2 separate regions of the Homo sapiens genome follow, and region 1 is linked to region 2. Evidence: chromatin contacts called from ENCODE Hi-C or POLR2A ChIA-PET data. All regions are on one chromosome and are shown on one strand. The core of a region is the stretch at or near the end of the contact, and the rest is flanking DNA. Distances in the headings are between cores, read along the strand shown. Region 1 overlaps STARD13 (StAR related lipid transfer domain containing 13). Region 2 has its middle 200 kb from the start of LINC02344.

Region 1 (3,441 bases), core at 180-2,679, 340 kb before region 2:
GCTGCCAGCCTGCCAGTGGTTTCTGGGAGGGAGGGTGGCGATTGTATAGTAGAGAGGATTGACCCCAGCAATCTTACCTCCACGCTTGCTTTCAGTACTGCCCTACATCATGATGTGCGGCAGCCGACATGGACTCGATTGAGAGACTGTGAGCTACATTGCTTATCTTTAACCAAACTAATCCTAACAGAATGGAGAGGCAACTTAAAAAGATTCTTGCAGAGGAACCACAAAGAGAAAATATTAATTACCAGCAATGAGTAGCCAACAAGAAAGAGACAAAGCTGAAATTCCCTTACTCCTAGTACTGGCCCTGTTAACAGTCACTTCTACAAGGCAGCAATAATGAACACAGATTTAGACCAGAAAAGAAGCCAACTGAACTAGTGTAAAATTGTCTGGAAGACTATTTGAAATAGAGATTTACGTAATTATTGATGGACTTTGGCCTTTATGACTTGAGATATTAATGACAGTAGAACTGCATGTAACTTATAAAATACATAAAGATAGATATATTGGGAGTACTGCTCAAGATTTTGTTACTGATATGAGTGTATATTCAACAAAGGCTGGGGCCACTGTGCCGGGGAAATGAATATAGGGTGGCCACACTGCCTGCTTCCCAGCCTTTTTCACACATGGCACACACGTTGTGTTTGTACTACATGCTGGGATAAGCTACTAGGCTATGGGAAGCTCAAGCCTTTGGTCACCCCAGGTCCCGCTCAGCCAGCCCAAGACTGAGGAGGTCAATATTTTCAGCACACCTATTACCAATTCAGGGCACACTCATATCCCATGTGAGGCACCCTGTAAGCGTACTGGTTGAAAACTCAGTTCTATAGACAGATTTAGGCAGGGTTAATTATTGAAGAATATAGCTATTTGGTGTGAATTGAGTTATCTCTATAGACAAAGGAAGAGAGTTGTGTGTGTGTGTGTGTGTGTGTGTGTGTGTTTTCAATAGACCTCTTAAGCGTCAGCCCAATAAAACTTGTTTGTATCGCAAGTGGGCTTATTGTCAGAGTTAAATATTTACGCTATCTCATTCTCTCAGATCTGATGAAGGAACAAACTTTATAAATATTCTCTTTCCTCTCCGTCAGCGAGCCAATTCCACTTCGGTCTGCCCAGCATTCGACACAGTGCTGCTGCTGACGCAGTAAGTGCTAATGTATGCTTGCCTAACGGATCAGCAAGCCATGGTAGAACCAACACCCTGCTCATCCGTCCTTACATTAGTATGTAGTTAGATCCTTTTCCTGTTCCTCCCAGGAGGTAATCCAAAACATTGCCACTGAATTTCCATCCCCAGTCCTAATCCCTGGCTGCTAATTCTTAGCTGACTTCCCCTCTTCCTTGATGAGGTCACCAAGGCCATCTTACAAAAGCTGTTTCAGGCCGGGCGCGGTGGCTCACGCCTGCAATCCCAGCACTTTAGGAGGCCGAGATGGGCGGATCATGAGGTCAGGAGATCAAGACCACACTGGCTAACATGGTAAAACCCCGCCTCTACTAAAAACACAAAAAATTAGCCGGGCATGGTGGCACACACCTGTAGTCCTAGCTACTTAGGAGGGAGGCAGGAGAATTGCTTGAACCCAGGAGGCGGAGGTTGCAGTGAGCCGAGATCACGCCACTGCACTCCGGCCTGGGCCACAGAGTGAGACTCCGTCTCAAAAAAACAAAACAAAAGAAAAGCTGTTTCAACACCAAATATGTCAACCTAAGCCATCCAGGAAAAAAATCTAAATTGTCTTTGACTTATTCTTTATTAACCAAGCCCACAGTCACTAAGGGATGCTTTGTTTCTCTCCTTTTCCCTCTTCTGCCCACACTGCCCAACTCACTAGTCAACTTGTGAGCATCCCAGGCTCACCCAGCATCAGAGCCTTGGCCCTATCTGTCTCCTCTGCTTGACCCAGGCTTACCCCAGATGTTTAGAGACCCTGCCTAAAGCCTCCTTCCTTCAGGTCTTCCCTCAAGTTCTTTCTCCAAGAGGCCTTCCTTAATTACCTTGAATATATATTGCAAAATGTACAGAAATTAACCCTTCTCCCTCACCTCCATACCCCCTTTCCCTGTTTTATTCCTTCTCTTTATCAGTTATCACTAAAATAAACATAGTTCATTTATTTATGCTATTCACTCTCTGTCTTCTCCACAAGAGCATGAGCCCCACGAGTCAGGAAACTTTGTTTTCCTATTTTGCTCATTCCTGTGCCTCTATAGTCTAAAATTGGGCCTAGCACACAGTAGATATCTAATGAATATATACTTAAATGGACAGGTGGGTTATTGCAATGGACCTATAAATGGTGCTACTGCATCTTCTCTAATGCACTTTCTACCAAAATATTCATCCTAAATTACAAGTTGAAAATCGCCACCTTCCTCATAATTTGTCAGTAACTACATATGATTTATTAAATAGCATCTAAAACCCTTAAAAAGTTCTAGCCCCCATCTCCTTTTCCAATCGCCTTTCCCAATGCAGTGATCTCTCCATACATCCTAAGGTATAGTCACGCTGAGGTTCACTCATCTATTTTTGAACACATTACACACTTAAAGTCTTTGTGTTTTTAAACATACATCCTTTGATCTTGAGCATCTGTTTCCTACTTTACCTTCTACTGAAATCTGTTGATGTTTCCAGGCCACATTTCATATCATGCATAAAGCTTTTCCATTCTTTGAATTGGATTTAAATATGTGCCCCATAGCACATTGCCTTAAGCCCCTGATTACAACAAAAATCATTCTTTCTTGAATTGTGTCCATATCTGTCCCCAAGACGTGACTGTAATATTCTTGAAAAGACATTATATGTCTCCTTTTCATAGTTCCTTTCACACAGTAGATGCTCAATAAATGTTTGTTGGCATTAAGTATACAATGTCACTAGCTGTGCATTTTGGAGGAGGAGAACTGTAGTGAGATAAGCATTTAGGTCCTTTGTAGAAGTAATACACCAACACCAAATAAGTGAATGTCAGCAAAACCGAAAAGAAACAGAAAGCTATAGTTTAAGCCAACATGAAGCAGAAGACTTTACAAGAAACTCTAAAGATAAAAATAACTTCTGCTCTGCTAGAATGCCTGCCACAGAGAGGTCACTTATTTTGGAGTTTGATCCTCAGCTAAAAATAAACAGCTTTTATTGAAACTGAGTTCCCAATATTGTTGTTTAACTATTTTGTGGTTTCATTCAGGTACTTGCAAGGCCCAAAGAACACTAATCAGGATGCCTCAGTGTTACATAAGGGTTCTTTTCATGGAGTAATTTATGGTTAGTTTGAGAAATTGTATCTCATCTGCTTGCTGGGTTTCTCCTCCTTAGGCATGTCTCGTAATGTATATATATGGCCAGTCATTGGCCGGGCCCAGTACCAATGGTCCAGGATGCAGTATAATAAGCACATGTGGGAAGAACAG
Region 2 (3,721 bases), core at 471-2,970:
TCAATCCTCAGTGATACAGTTAAGAGTACTGAAGACTCAAAGGTGGAAAATAAAATGGTAAAATGGTGAAGCAAAACAGAAATGGCAAATAAGACAACTAAATTGTGCTGGCCATTATTTAACATGCCATTACATCATACGTATTTTTAAAGCCAGGAATTTATGAAATTTAGTGTAACATCATTTGGACTGTTTTATCATCAATAACTGTAAGAAACTTTTTAATTGTTCCAAACTGCATTTGTTTATTCTATAAGTTAGGAAAATGAAAACTAATAAAAAATAATAAAGAAAACGAAGCTTAGGAAATAAGAGTATTTGATTCTGAAATATATTTTCCCATCATGGGAGAGTCTCCTGAATCTGAGAATGTTGTAATATTACTCAGTCTATATTTACTGCATAATGATTATGCTGTCTTGGTAAGATAAAAATTAGATAAACATTAGGGATGTATATGAGAGGTGACAATAAAAACTGAAGTCAATGTCTTATATTCAAGGGATTTATAACTCTCTCTGGGCTAGCACAATCTGAAAAGCAGAATTAAAAGGGAAAAACTGGTAGATACCTCTTTTAACGAACACTCAACTGTAAAACCACCTGGTTTTCCTCTTTAAAGAAAGAAGAAATTGCTTCTGCCAGCTTACTGAACAGAACTTCCCTGTGATGTCTGATAACAGCCTATACTCCAATCTCTGTAAAAGTCACACTAATTATTAATACACTGGAGCAGAGTTCAGGTTCCATTTTGTCATACAGTCTTAGTGAAACTGCCTCATTATATTGTTCTATCGGTTTGTTAGTAACAAAATTCCCTTGCTATTCATATTAGAGCTGCTTTAAATTTTATTCCACATTAAATAAACTTTTTAATCAGATTTTCTTTTAGGTTATTTTATCATAGTAAAAATTTTATTTTAGGTTACAAAAACAATTTCAGGATTCATTAAATAGCAGCAAGAGAGCAAATACCACGACTTGAGCACTACAGATGAGTAAACTTCCAGAACAGTTCTGAGCACGGCTTTCAATAAAATGAACAAGTTGTTTACATAGCTGTGAGAAAGGTTATTGTTTCATTGGTTTTGCGTCCTAGTGCAGCATTCAGCATTTAGTGGGAGTCCAATCAGTGTTTACTGAATAAAACAAACTAAGTGATGAGCAGAAATCTGGAAATGTTGTGGTTTCCGAAATACTGCTGCTACGCAGACAAGTTATGACTAACATTCCCCCTTGAAGTTAAAACTGTTTGTATAAATAATTTTAAAAACAATAAAGAACCCACTATGTATCAGACATTTTACAAACAATCTTATTAAAACCCAGTCTTGGCAAGTAGGTATCTTATTTGACACTTTAGGGAAACTGAGGCTCAGAAAAGTTAAATAACGCTCAATTACACCCATGCAGAAAGTGAGGGGTCTTGGATTAAGTCCTGATCATTCGATCTTTCTACAGTACACTCACAGACCTGTGGGCAATGTTTTATATAATTATTCCTTGAAATTACGGTAAAAAATCAAATCCACTCTCGGGCTTGGCCGGGAAGTGTATATTTCTTTACTGGCATAAAAAAAAAATTAAAAAACCAACAAGGAAAAGAAAAGAAAAGATGTATTTCTTCTTGCCTGACTAGAACATATGCTTGTATTTTAAGAGTACCAAAGGTGACAGACTGAATTTACAGCTACAGCATAGTCATGTTTAGCTCGCCTGGAAACAGAACTACCCTGATCTCTCAGCAAAAGGAACAGAGGGTGCTTCCCCATACAGAAGACAGAGTCAGGCCAACTCTAAAGAGAACTAGGGCATTGCCTAGGAACCCATCTGTGGCAAGGGGGTACCACTGCCAGGAGGCCCCACAAACACCTCTGGAATTAAGACGGAAAGTCACTTCCATGTCTTCTGTGTTGCTTCTGATGTTTAGAAACAAAAAGTATTGACACTAGTTCAGAAAAATGAGCCTATCTTTATTAGCATAAAGACTCTCAGATTACGAGGATTTAAAAAAAAATGACCCCGCCTCTGAACCGTGAAGAACTAGGGAAATCTGAGTAAAATACAAAAAGGATCTTGAGAGGGCAAGATCCCGAAGAAGGGTGCAGAAAATTCTGCCCATATTTGACTCTCTTTTTCCCCTTACCTTATTCATCAATTTGGAAGTTGTTTCAGAGGCTGAGAAGTTACACAGATAATGGCAACTAAGAAGCAGAGAAGCTGAGAAGAGATTGCTTTCAGGAGTCCACTGATTGAGAAAATAAAAATGCGAGTTCAGGGCCCACGAAAGAGGGAAGGCCTAACACCTCGGCTTTTAGCTGGGACACAGAAAGGGTCACCTCAGGAGTAAGAAAGAACCTGAAATAGACGAGACCTAACAAAGTCTAAAAACCAGTTTGAAATAATCTCACTTCCATATTAGATTAAGGTGCTCTGCCCTTAGCCTAGCTTCCTAATAGAAGCAAAAGTAAATCCTACAAATACTTCCATAAAGTAAAAAACACCACTCAGAGCCCAGTATTTTTTTTTTTTTCATAAACAAAGACAACATTTCATAAAGAATTTCTGGGCATACCAGGAAACAGAAGAAAAAGATAATGGAAACAAGATCCACAGATGATCCAAATACTGGAGTTAATGGGCACAAACTATTTAATTTTTTTTTTTTTTTTGAGACGGAGTCTGGCTCTGTGACCCAGGCTGGAGTGCAGTGTTATAATCTCGGCTCACTGCAAGCTCCGCCTCCCGGGTTCACACCATTCTCCTGCCTCAGCCTCCTGAGTAGCTGGGACTACAGGTGCCTGCCACCATGCCGGACTAATTTTTTGTATATTTAGTAGAGACGGGGTTTCACCGTGTTTGCCAGGATGGTCTCAATCTCCTGACCTTGTGATCCGCCCACCTCTGCCTCCCAAAGTGCTGGGATTATAGGCGTGAGCCACTGCGCCCGGCCTTGCATTTATTAATACTAGAGACGTAGAATCTATGCATAAGAAAATTCTAGAACTAAAATAAAATGATTCAACAACTGAAAACTTAAACTAAAAAAATACACTTAGAATAAAAACCATGAAATGTGTTGGAAGAAACTTAACAATGTATGTGCAATACCTGTATGCTGAAAATTACAAACAGAAATTAAAGATCAAAATAAAAGGAGATATATGCCATGTTCATAGATTGGAAAACTCAGTATTTTTAAGATGTCAGTTCTCTCCAAGCTGATGAATAAATTTAACAGAATCCCATTCAAAATCCCAGCAGATGTTTTTAGAAATTGAAATGACAATTTAAAAATTTATATTAAAATGCAAAGGACTTAGAATGGCCAAAGTAATTTTGAGGAAAAAAATACTTCCACTATCTGATTTCAAGACGTATAAAGCTACAGTAATCAATACAGTGTGGGACTGGGTTAAGAACAGACATATTTATCAATGAAATTGAATAGAATAGAAATTCAGAAGATCGGCAGATTTTTAATAAAGGTGCCAAGGTAATTCAATGAAGGATAATCTTTTTAACGAATGCTACCAGAATAACAGGATTTCTATTTTGAAAAATATGACTATCAACCATTATTGTGCCATACTAAAAATTAAGTGGATCGTAAACATAAATAAGATATATTGTGAATCTCAGAAATGAGAGGATTTTATGAACAGCTTTATGCTAATGAATATTTGGATACGTACAAATCCCTACAAATATACAACTTACA

What was found. Hi-C counts contacts between places; a loop is a spot of excess contacts on that map. ChIA-PET counts read pairs that join two places held with the same protein, here RNA polymerase II (POLR2A). Pooled maps may share reads with other maps.
Region 1: a map of transverse colon shows a loop between it and region 2 (4-fold over the local background). The contact joins two enhancer-like sites. A Hi-C loop is called at or near these places in 9 of 168 maps with a recorded cell type or tissue (GM12878, chondrocyte, endothelial cell of umbilical vein and 5 more), 37 of 37 single-sample maps with no recorded cell type and 20 of 50 pooled maps. POLR2A ChIA-PET finds 5 or more read pairs at or near these places in 3 of 52 experiments (AG04450, GM12878 and activated CD4-positive, alpha-beta T cell).

The regions. Positions count from the first base shown.
Region 1 is chr13:33,196,487-33,199,927 of GRCh38, forward strand. The region is part of intron 1 of STARD13 (StAR related lipid transfer domain containing 13); the gene reads right to left. Among named protein-coding and RNA genes, the nearest start is that of STARD13-AS, 79 kb to the right of the region's middle. RefSeq lists an enhancer at 3,358-3,427. Within about 2 kb of position 1,430, at least 5 of the 41 ENCODE cell types and tissues checked have a DNase peak (open chromatin) inside an H3K27ac peak, as active enhancers do; they include sigmoid colon, where a contact is called at or near this core.
Region 2 is chr13:33,536,116-33,539,836 of GRCh38, forward strand. It overlaps a transcript of STARD13 not described here. Among named protein-coding and RNA genes, the nearest start is that of LINC02344, 200 kb to the left of the region's middle. Within about 2 kb of position 1,721, at least 7 of the 41 ENCODE cell types and tissues checked have a DNase peak (open chromatin) inside an H3K27ac peak, as active enhancers do; they include sigmoid colon, where a contact is called at or near this core.